Linked DNA regions of Homo sapiens: region 1 is linked to region 2. Evidence: chromatin contacts called from ENCODE Hi-C or POLR2A ChIA-PET data. All regions are on one chromosome and are shown on one strand. Each heading gives the region's core, a stretch centred on a gene start or an enhancer-like site at or near the end of the contact. The rest is flanking DNA. Distances are from core to core; before and after follow the strand shown. Region 1 overlaps LFNG (LFNG O-fucosylpeptide 3-beta-N-acetylglucosaminyltransferase). Region 2 holds the start of GRIFIN (galectin-related inter-fiber protein).

Region 1 (5,567 bases), core at 1,643-4,142, 54 kb before region 2:
CAAGCCACTCATCCTCTCCCCACTGTTTCCAGTCTGTAAGCTGGGATTAGTGACGCTGCCTTCTCAGTTGTGGGAACCTAGAAGGCAGCAATGGGCCTCTCTCCCTAGGTTGCAACCCGGGGCTGGCACGTAGTAGGTCTGTTTCCAGCTGCCACACACGCTACCTTACCAGGGGTCCCCAAGAGACAGGACAGGGTGATGGGCCCATTTCACAGGGGGAAAAACCGAGGCAAAGAAAGGCAGTGGAGACTCGTGCTTCTGCTTCAGTAGCTCCTGCCATGGACTTGTCATGGGAACCCCCTCCCACAAGCTCTGTCCCCGGCACCCTCTGGCACTGTTAGCCAGCGGAATCCAGCTGTCACCATGGCCTGGTTCTTAGCACCCCTGGGAACTTTTAGAGCCTCTGGCCTGTGCTAACTGAGGTTGGGCAGCTGCTGGCCAGGGCCCTAGAGAGAGGGGTATCAGGTAGCTAGTGCTGAGTAACAAATAGCTCCAAACACATGACTTCACATGTCCTTAGTATTAAAGGGCCTGGTGGTACTGCTGCTCATTGCTAGGCCTGGCAAGTCCTAGCTGGGCTCACTCACACATCTGTGGGCAGCTGGGAGCTAGCTAGTCCAGGATGGCCTCAGCTAGGGTGACCCAGGCTCCATCGCCCTCTTGCCTTCCAGCAAAGCAGCCCAGCCCGTTCTCGTGCTATAGCAGGAGTCGGGGAGAGCAGGCAGAGGCACGCATGTCCCTGGAGGCTTAAGCTCAGAGCTGGGAATGTCATTGCTGTCACCTTTTATTGGCCACAGCAAGTCATAAGACAGGCTCAGATTGAAGGATGGGGAAGTAGACGCCACCTCTAGACAGGAGTTGGGGCAAAGTCACACAGCAAAGGGCGTGGTGATTCAGGGAGGAGTGGGGCATCGGGGACACGTTTGTAACTGATCTACCACAGAGGGGAGCCCCCCTTTGAGAAAGTGCTTGGTGGGCCTTGGTGCTTACGCAGCCACGGACCAACCTGCTAGATGGGGCCTTCAGTAGGGTGGCGGGACGTCAGTTTAGCCTCAGGATTCGACTCCGAGCCTCTTGCGAGACCACGTCTTGGGCAGCATCGTAGACCCGGCTGTGAGCACAGAGTGGCTCTTCCAGAAAGTTTGTTGAATGACTGACTGACCTAAGTCAGTCCCTGTGCCAGGCAGCCCAGAGGGACCAGCCCAGAGCCTCCTTCTCGGGGTGCAAGCCTGGCTTGGGATTGGGGGGTGTCTGCACTCGTGGAGCCCCCCATGCCTGCCGGGAGCCTGAAGACGCAGAGACCTCCTGCCTCGCCTCGCCCCCTCCGTGGGGACCCTCTTCCCCACACTCCTTGGTTCCTGTCGGAGCCAAGATGTGTCACCATGGAAACCGCTTGGCAAACGCTGGCAGGCAGAGGCGGCCAACAGCAGCTCTCCCGATCGAGCTCCGGGCACCGGCTGGAGCAACGTCGCGGGACGGCGTGAGCGAGCACACCCAGCCGTGTGTGACACGCGTGGGGACAGAGGCCGGGGCGGCTGCGGGAGGGCGTGCGGGGAGGTCAGGGCGCCCCGGCGTGTATGCGCCCACGTGCGCGCCTGTGCGTGTGCCAACAGTGCAGCCACATCGGAGCGCGTGTGCTCCGAGTGTGATGGCCGCGTGGGCCGGTGCAGGGTGTGTGTGGGGATGGGGGTGTCTGATTGGTGCTGTGACCTGCGGCAGCACAGCCGCCTGCGTTGAGTGCCCACGGTGGGCTGGACATTGCACTAGGTGCTGACAGGACCGGCAGAGGTGGCCACTGCCCTCGTCCCCAGCCTGCACTCCTGGGCGAAGGCTGACGCTGAACAGGTACTTGTAAGAGTCGCCGAAGTGCGTGCCGGGAGGGTTCTGGGAAGAGGCAGCTGTGGGGCCTGAAGCCTAAATGTGGGGTGGGAGGCATCCAGGCTGCGGCTCCAGGCAGAGGGCACAGCCCGGCTGTGAGCCACCACGCCTGGCCCCAAGGGCCTTCCTGTGTGTCCAATTCTGGGCTCAGAAGCAGGGGGTCACCCTGCAGAATATCTAAGAAGGCTGAGGCTGTGTGGGCACATGGACCCAGCAGGGAACAAGACTTGCCCATTGTTCTGACAGACTCGAAGATGGATCTGGCCCTGGTCCCTGCTTTCCCTCTGACCCCAGGCCCACCCGGCAAGAATGGCTGAAGTCACATAGCAGCCTGGCCCTGGCCCCTCTGAGCCTGTGGAGAGCCCTAGTTGTCTGTGATTGGGGAGGGGGGATCAAGAGACCCAACTGCATTGCCTGCCCTCCTTCCCAGGCTTCCAGTCCTCCCAGTGGATCCCACCTCTGCACCTTTGCCCAGGCTGTGCTGAGACCTGGAAGGCCCCTTCTCTCCCTACTCCATCTTGACAAAGCCTTCCTGCTTCAGCTCAGAGGCACCTCTTCCAGGAAGTTGGCCCTGATGGCCCCAGTGGAAGGGAAGTTCCTTTCAACTGAGTGGGGAGGCGCCCCACCCTAGCAGCCCCTCCCAGACCCCAAGCAGCCTTGGGGCTCCCCAGGCACTCGCCTGGCAGAACGGAAGCAGGGGTGGCGGCTGAGGTCTGCCACCCTCGCTGAGCGCCCTGCAGCCCCTGTGGTTGCAGTTTTACTTGTTTTGAAAGCCCCATTAATGATCAGAAGTTTGGGAAAGGGGGCCTGGCTGGGCTAGACTGGGGGGACATGGAGCCCCAGGGACCAGCCAGGCCCCTTTCTGACCAGACCTCTAATCTGATGTGATGGCACCACTGGTGGGTGGGACACAGCTGTCCCCAGAATGTACCTGGGGGAGGAATGACTTCACCTCCCCTGCCGGGTGAGTCACCTTCTGGGGGGTGGGGGGGCGGTGGATGGAAGAGGTCAGGCTGCCTCATTCCCCTAAGACACTGCTGGGCCTGCTTCCCCTTTTGAGGGCAGAGAAACGTCCCTCCCTCAGCTTGGAAGAGGAAGGGGCCAGATGCGCTGTCCTGTGCACCTTCCAAAACACCCCCTGACCTCCAGCACCCGGGGACTGCATTTACCTTTGTTCCCATTTGTCAGATGGAGAGGTCGAGGCCTCGGGAGGAGCCGGGCTTCCTCCCCACCCCACTTCTTGCTCCTCTGCTCTCCCCGATGCCCACTTAGCCCCCACTCCCACCCCGCTCCACACACAGGGACATATGAACATTAATGGGGACTCCCCAAGCCCTGGCAGGGCCCCCACAGCTGTATCCATGGGTCTGTCCGACCCCTGGGTCCAGCCACACCTCTGCCCCCGGGGCCCCACCAGCTCTGTGGGGAGGCGATGCCAGCTGCAGGCGGGGACAGCGTCGGGGCCAGGGCAGAAGGCCCCAAGCCTCTGAGTCAGCCGGGCAGGAAGGAGGCCAGCAGCCTCTGCCCGCAGCCTGTTCCGTCACGACCCCCCCGCCCCACCCCAGAGTCTCAGCTTCCTCGTTCAGAAGAGGGGCCTATGCCGTCCTATGAGAAGTGGGTGGGCACATGGTGGGTGCTCAGGGAGGACCACAGCCACCCAGACGGGGGTCAGGCCACGTGACGGTGAGGGCCCTCCATCCTCCCGCCATCCCCATCACTGTCCACACCCCCCAGGCAGCTGCTCTGCTGACTCAGGACCGTCCAAGGCCAAGGTGGGGTCACAGCCCTGCCAGCCGCCCCCAAGGCCAGGGTAGCCCCCAGCCAGGCTTAGAGTAAGGGGGTCTCTGCAGGCCCATTCAGCACGTCAGCACTCTTCTGGAGGGGGCAGCGACGGGGGAGGGCAAGGCACCCCCCCATAGAGAGGCACTTTTCACAGTGTGTCGTCTCCTTGGAGCAGAGTGGGGGGTGCAGAGGCACCAGGAGGGGGACCTGGAGCCCTGGGGTCGGGGGAAGCAGGGTCAGGCCAGAGCAGGAACTTGCAAGGGGCGCGGCCAGGGCAGTGCCAGGCCAAGGGTGTAAGCCCCAGGGAAGGGGTGGGGGCTCATGGTGAAGAGGAAGTGAGCCGCCCCGGGGCTGCCAGGAGGGTGAGGGGAGGGAATCCCCGCAGAGGCTGCAGCACCCGTCCCCTACTCAGTCACCCTCAAAGGCTGGATTTGAGGAAGGAAAAGCACCGCAGAGCTGCTGTATTTAAAAAACAAGCGTCTGGATCTCTGCAGGGGCTGGGACCAGCTGCAGTGGGGGCTCCGGCACTGCTCCTGCTCTCCAGGACTCTTCCCACCACCCCTGAGCGGGGTCGGGGCCTGGGGCCACATCACAGGAGAGGGAGGTGCAGCATTACCAGCTGTGGGGCGGCCGGACCCACGGCCTGCCTGGCTTGGAGTCTGAGCGCCTCCCCAGCCCACCAGCATGGCTGCTGGACCTTGGGCATCAGCTGCTCCGTGCCTCAGTTTCCCCACCTGCAAAGTGAGGCGATGATGTGGACTCTGTGAGCTCGTGGCAGGAGTGAAGTTGGATAAGGAGGCCCCAGGCCCGGTCACAGGAGTCACTGTCCCTCCTGCAGGGGCTGGGCTCCCCAGTGGCCAGACCAGGCCAGAGCCTTGGGGTTGTGCTTTTGGCTGGGACCTAGAGCCCCCAGCATCCTAGACCTGTTCCTCCTGGAAGCACAGGGCTCACGCTCCAGCGACCACCCTGACCCTGGGTGGGCCGCACCTGTAGTCACCAGCAGGCAGCTATAGTGACGCCAGGTTTCGTTCCAAAATAGTTGTCTCTAAGCGTTTCCTATCTACCTGCTCCATGCGGTGCACCCAAGGCCAAGCCTCCCCTTCACCTGTGTGCCTCTCCTGACCCTGGCTGCCCTGGGGCTTAGGCCCCACCTCCAGCCAAGACCAGGACCCCCAGGATTGCTGCAAAGAGCACCTTTATTCACAGCAAAAGGACGTCACCATAGCAACAACACTTCAATTCCCTGAGAACTTTTCCCTTATCATTCGCTTTCCTAGCTATGTCTTTGCAAAGAGAAAAACAACAAGAAACACAGCCCACGGGACAGGTGAGCCATGCTGGGCCCAGCGGGGAGGTGGCAGCTACACAGGAGGAGGGCAGGGATGGGAGGTTCCAGATGCTGGAACGCATAAATACACAGAGTGCCAGACAGTCCCACTTCAGCTTTAAAAACAAAGATGACCCCGAGTTTGGCTTCTGTTTTTTCTGATCCACAGAAAAGATAAGATAAAATAAGACCCTCCCCCACCCCCACCCTCCCAAGCAAAAAACAAGAACACCCTACTTTTTACCCATCCCCTTTCAAAAAAAACAGCACAGTAAAAAAATACTGTCACAATATTTACAGACACGCCCACTGTGGGCGACTTGCTCTCTACTTTGGAGAGGAGATTAAATGCTGAGCTCTGACTCACCCTGTCCTGGGGAGGCAAAGGGAAGACCTCTGAGGAGGCCTGGAAGACTCCCCACTCAGAAGAGCTGGGAGGGGTGCCACTGTTTGCCCAGCTGGACAGCCAGCCACTGGGGGCTTCGTGGGGCCACTGGAACTGGGCGGTGGCTGCTGTTACTCTTAAGCCACAGCGTCCAGGCCAGGAGGAAGGGGATTGGGTCACGCACCCCCAGACCCA
Region 2 (5,546 bases), core at 2,777-5,276:
CAGAGCTCTGGTGCCCACCCTGCTATTGCCGGCTCCCAGCAAGCCCCTCACCTCCTGGGCGGGCCTCGGTTTCCCCATCCGTGTAATGAGGACATGGTGCTTTTCAGCTGCCCTGGCCCTCTCCCTGTGCGGCTCGCCTCCCTCCTGACCCAAGGTTGTACTTGCACCGCGGCCTGACAGGGCGAGGAGCTGGCCCTCCTTGAGGCAGAGCTGGCTGCAGCCATCCGTCCTGGGGTCGGCTCTTGTTCCAGTCCGGCGGGAGCTGCCCGCGCCTCCTCCAGCGGGGGCTGAGAATTTCCGTGCTGACCTCACCATCTGGACGAGCGGTTCCAGATGTGGCCGGGGGCGGGGAGGGGGTTCCTGGGAAGGTCCTGGAAGCTTCAGAGGGTACTGAGGCTGAGAAAACTGCCAGCCTAGCCTGAGACTTCCCTCGAGCCAGGGCCCCTGGAATCACCCATGTTCAGGCCAGGCTGGGTGCTCGGTGCTGGCTGGAGTGTGGGACAGGAGAGGAGGGCAGGGGCCGAGGGGAGCACCAGACGGGGAGTCCAGAGGCTGCATTTGCATCTGGCTCTGCTGCTTCCTCGCTGTGGGGCCACGGGGTGACTTCTTCATCCAAACCTCAGTTTCCTCATCCTCAAATGGGTACATTGACACCTGACTCCAGGAATTCCACGGAAGCTCTGCCAGGCTCCCGGAAAGATGAGGCCATCCTTGTTAAATGGTCCCTGGGAAGCTTATGCCAGGAAGCTCTGGGGACACTGAGGCGTGTCAGATCCTGGCTGGTGCCCAGCGTGGCTGGTCCCCCTCCAGCACAGTCCAGCCTCCCACTCTCGGGCCTACTATCCTGCTGTTGCTCCTGCTGTTCCTGCTCCCTGGGACACCCTTCCTCACCACCTTCTAACTCCTACTCATTCTTCAAGACCCGTTTCAGGTGCCTCCTCCTCCAGGAAGCCAACGCTGTTAGCCCCATATCCCAGCCTGGTGAGGGGCTCTGTTTCCAGGGGACAGTCTAGCATGGTTTTTGGGTGCACAGACTCTGGGACGGGCTGCCGGGTTCACATCCTGGCTTTGTGACTCCCTTGCTGTTGTGACCTTGGGCAAGCCCCTTAACTTCTCTGTGCTCTCGTAGCCTCCCTCAAGGGGAGAAAGAAAACCACCCGTAACACGTGTGAACAACTCAGCCTGCCGCCTGGTCCGGCGTGAGCTCTCAGTAGACGGTGGTGGTTGTTATGCGATGGGCAGGATTTTTTCCCCCACATCCCTGAGTTCCAGCTCCATGCTGGGCACTGCCTCGCGATAGAGGCTCAGGACAGAACGGGCTTCGGAGTCCAGGCGCTCTCCTGGTGAAGTTCCTCGCTCAGCCGGGTGCAGACGGGAGCCCGTGAAGGTCAAAACCCCTGGGCAAACCGCGCATCCGGGTGGGCGTGTGGGACAGGAGAAGGAGAGGTCTGTTTGCTCCCGGGCCCCAAGCCACAGCACCCAGTGGCTGGTGCCCAGCCAGCAACTCAGCATGGGCACTGCCTGCTGTGCCACCCCGACCCCTGAGGCTGGCCAGCGGGGAGTGGGCCGGGGTTGGACCTGCACTCCCTGGAGTCAGGGTTGAGGACGGGCTGTGCCTGCAGAGCTCGGGGTCTCTCTCTGTCACCCACCCAGTTCTGACTTCTGGGCCCTTGGTTGTCCGGGTTGCCGAGATCTTTGGCGGCTCCTGGCTCCCGCCCCAGGAGGGAGAGGCTCTGAAGCCACAGTAAACGGGGTGAGGTCACAAGTCTACACACAGGCCAAGTACACGTGTCACCATGGGGACGAGGGCCAGCCTGCTTCTCCCTGGGTGTTAGGAGGCATGCAGCTTTCTGAGAACTGTGGGTGCCCGGACTGGGCTCACACAGCCCTTTTGGCCTCGAAGCCTGCTGAGCTTCCTGTAACACAAGCCCACTGCCCAGATGGGGAGGTTGAAGCTCAGAGAGGAGTGGGCCTGGCAGAAGCAGGGACCTCAGGCCCCCCTCATCCCAGGCAGCGGCACGCAGGCCTTCTGTCTGGCAAGTCTGGGGCTCAAGCCCCACCCACAGGGCCCCTGATGTCTGGGGCTCTAGGCAGCTCCTGAGACCCAGGCCCTCTACCGCTGCCCCCACAGACCCCAAAGCGAGGGGATGACGGCCGGGCTCCTGTGTCCAGGGTTGTGGTTGCCTGGGCCACCCTACCCTGCCAGGACCCAGGCATGGACAGCAGATGGCATTGCTGGACTGCTGTGCCCAGCGGACGGTGGGGGAGACTGAGGCTCAGAGGCCACGAGCGCCAGGTTGTCAGCTGGTGGGAAGCCTGTTCCAGCCCCCTGCCTCTATGTTCTGCACAGCCCTGGCCCTGAGTCCTGTACCCAGAGTCCTGCTCTGTGTCCTCACTCCGCAGCTGAAACCAGGGCTGTCCCTGGGGCTGGGGGCAGGACAGGGAGGGGGAGGAAGCACTGGCTCCCCTTCCTGCTGTGGTGAGGGCTTCCCTCTCTGTGCTCTTCTGGGGGAGGCACGTAGGAGGGACCTGCGGCTTGCTGGGCCCCAGGACGGCCAGGCAGGATGGGGACGCGGATGTGGCCGGGGAGGGCAGGCACGCTCATCCTCTGCTGCCCAGGGCTGCCCCCTGCAGGGCCACGGCCAGCCCTGCTACGAGCCAGGCAGGAGAGACGGGCTCCACAGCCGCAGGCTCCGCACTGCTCTGCACCACCCAGGGGGCTGGCGGACAGTCACGACCACCTTGAGGCCCCTCCCGGCCTCAGCAGTCCCACCCTCCTACCAGGACGTCCGGGCACAGGCCCCAGCGGCAGCACCCATGGAGAGGTCAGGCGGGACCCAGGTCAGCCCTGCCAGGGCTTGGAGAGAATGGCTGGAAGGGACCCCTGCGGATGGGGGACTGGAGGGCCCACTCGAACACGGGGACAGGGCGGCAGGAGACGTGAGAATGGAGAATCCTGGCGGGGGCATCCTGGGGGCCAGGCCTCTTCAGACACACAGGCAGGGACACAGCAAACCTCCCTGTCACCCAGAGTCTCTGGAACTCACACCCCATGCCTCGCACACTCATGGGCTCACACAATCGTCCGGCCTGCAGCCAGGATACCCACCCACGAGATCACTGCACACGCACTGCACATGGCTGCACATGGCTGCACACACACCCACCTGCAGCAGCCCTAGGGCTCTGTGCCCCCTCCAGGTCCACTTCGGGCCGGTTCCCGTCCTCGGAGGCCCCAAAGCTGCCCGACAGCCTGAGACTCTCTCTGCTCACCTCCCTTCCTCCTTGAGGGCCCAGCTGGTCCCCCCCATGCTCAGCCTGAGGTGGGGAGCATCCTGGGTGTGGGAAAAGCCCTCCCCTCGCCTGCCAGAGCCTGGAATGCGCTGACCAGCGCCGGCCTAATCCTTGCTGTATGCCCCATGGGGTGGCTGAGCCAGTGGGGGCAGGCGGCGGGGGCCAGGGTGGGCTGGGGGACAGGCCCTGCAGCACCACGTGGTCAGACGGGACCTGGGAAGCCAGGGCAGGGGTCGGCAGCCAAGCCTCCCCTCCTAAGCCTGCCCTTGGCCGGATGGGAGGGTTCGAGTCCCTGGAGGGGCCCGTGATCCCGGAGGAAGAGCCGGGCCAGGGTCCCTGCCTAGACCTTGCCGTCCCAGTGAGAAAGGAGTGGCTGCTTTCCTGGATCCTGAAGGAGTGAAGTGGGTGAGAGTCAGGCAGGAGAGGGCTTGGGGGAGCAGGGGCAGGTGACCCATCTCCCTTGCGCCTGCACAGAGAACCAGCTGGAAGGGAGAGGCCCGAGGGGTAGGGAGATATGGGCTGGGAAGGGCCCAGAGACCTTGCCAAGTCACCCGGGGGTGGGGCCCGGCGTTCCCCACCCCCAGCCCCCCCACTCCGGGCGCTCCCCACCCCCAGCCCCACCCCGGCGCTCCCCACCCCCAGCCCTCCCCCGGCGCTCCCCACCCCCAGCCCCCCGGCACTTCCCACCCCTAGCCCCCCATCTATACCCCAGGCTCCCCGCGCCCTCCCACAGTGGCTGGGAGCAGATGGCAGTGCAGGTGGGTGAGACCCTGGACCTGGAGAAGGAGAACGGTGCAGGGCTGGGGGCTCCCTGAGCCACCCGTGCTCTCTCTGCACAGAGATGGGGTATGGGCTCTGGCCTCTCATCAGATCTCAGGGCTGAGAGGGCGTCAGGGTGAAGGTCCCCCCAGAGCTGGCCTGCTGGGCAGGTGTGTCCCTCCCACCCCAGCCCTGGTCACCCTGTCACAAAGACACCAGATGAACAGAGCCTTAGCCTATGTCTGGCACTGGGTTGGGGGCAGGCTGGGTGGGCAGGGACCTTCCTGGACAGATGGGATAGGGTGGGGGTGGGGGTGGGAGGGAGGAGGCTGCAGCCCCATGAGGCTGGTCCCCCTGTCTCTTCCACTCAGTCTAAAGCCTTCTGTGCGGGCGGCCTGGCCCCCGGCTGGAAGCTGCTGGTCCAGGGACATGCTGACTCTGGAGAGGACAGGTCAGCGGCACCGCCCTCCCCTCGCTGGGCCTTGGGCTGGGTGGCCGGCCCAGCTCTTTGCAGCTCTTGACCCGCACCATGTCCGCCCCAGGTTCGAGACTAACTTCTTGTTGGAGACGGGGGACATTGCCTTCCACATCAAGCCCCGGTTCTCCAGCGCCACTGTGGTGGGCAATGCCTTCCAGTACGGCCGCTGGGGCCCGGAGCAGGTGTCTAGCATCTTCCCGCTGGCCCCGGGGGAGCCCTTTGAGGTGACAGGGGCCTGGGTGGGGCCTGGGCTAGGCAGGGAAGGCCCGTGGGGGAACAGGGGGCCAGTGGGCAGCGGGTTCACGGTGGACGCTTACAGGTCAGTGGGCCAGGGCAAGGTCTGGGTGGCCTCCCTGGCCTCAGTTTCCCTACGTGTGCAGTAGGTACCCACCACCCTGGCTACCAGCCACCCCATCTTGGGAGAAAGGAGGGGACTTTGGGCTGGGGGCTCCAAGCCAAGGGACCCCCGGGGCCTGCCAGGCTGTCCTTCCTGGAGACGGCCGGCAGGCACATCACCGTTAAAAGCGGGACCAGACCCCAGGCCCTGGGGGCTGGCACTGAGGTCACTGGCCCCAGCCTGCCCAGATAGAGGTCAGCTGGGACGCGGAGCACTTCCACGTCTACGCCCCGGAGCACAAGGTGCTACAGTTCCCATGCCGTCAGAGGCCGCTGGGCGCCACCACCAGGGTGCGCGTGCTGAGTGACCACTGCCTGGCCCAGGTGGAGCTGGCCAAGAGGGGCCTGAGCTGGGGGTAAAGTCCCTGCCTCTACCCAGGTCCCTGCCCATTCCTGCCCCACACTGCCCACCCCAGCAGGGATTTTGCTTCTCACCCTGATCCGGGGACCCTCCTCCGCCTGGGGAGGGGTTGTCTGCCTGGCGTCCCACCCTGCTCCTCTCCCTGCCAGCCCTGCATATCCGGCCACGGGAGCAGGGCCATGGTCCACCTCCCACCCTGGTCTGTGCATGGGCAGGGCAGGAGCTAGGGACGTGCCTTGGATGTTTGCAGGGACCGGG

Evidence for each region. Hi-C counts contacts between places; a loop is a spot of excess contacts on that map. ChIA-PET counts read pairs that join two places held with the same protein, here RNA polymerase II (POLR2A). Pooled maps may share reads with other maps.
Region 1: a map of CD8-positive, alpha-beta T cell shows a loop between it and region 2 (8-fold over the local background). The contact joins the enhancer-like site here to the promoter of GRIFIN in region 2. A Hi-C loop is called at or near these places in 27 of 168 maps with a recorded cell type or tissue (B cell, CD14-positive monocyte, CD4-positive, alpha-beta T cell and 15 more) and 18 of 50 pooled maps. POLR2A ChIA-PET finds 5 or more read pairs at or near these places in 16 of 52 experiments (B cell, CD4-positive, alpha-beta memory T cell, H1 and 11 more).

What each region holds. Positions count from the first base shown.
Region 1 is chr7:2,527,701-2,533,267 of GRCh38, reverse strand. It overlaps LFNG (LFNG O-fucosylpeptide 3-beta-N-acetylglucosaminyltransferase), which reads right to left. Exons shown (of 8, transcript NM_001040167.2): 8 at 4,839-5,567. Among named protein-coding and RNA genes, the nearest start is that of MIR4648, 3.4 kb to the right of the region's middle. RefSeq lists enhancers at 1,003-1,975, 2,370-2,519, 2,951-3,924, 3,925-4,899 and silencers at 3,240-3,339, 3,860-3,919. Within about 2 kb of position 2,892, at least 23 of the 41 ENCODE cell types and tissues checked have a DNase peak (open chromatin) inside an H3K27ac peak, as active enhancers do; they include B cell, CD14-positive monocyte, CD4-positive, alpha-beta T cell and 5 more, where a contact is called at or near this core.
Region 2 is chr7:2,474,878-2,480,423 of GRCh38, reverse strand. It overlaps GRIFIN (galectin-related inter-fiber protein), which reads left to right and starts at 4,026. Exons shown (of 5, transcript NM_001394787.1): 1 at 4,026-4,052; 2 at 4,425-4,504; 3 at 4,596-4,755; 4 at 5,117-5,283; 5 at 5,539-5,546. The coding sequence starts at 4,041. RefSeq lists an enhancer at 1,270-1,865 and a silencer at 2,515-2,584.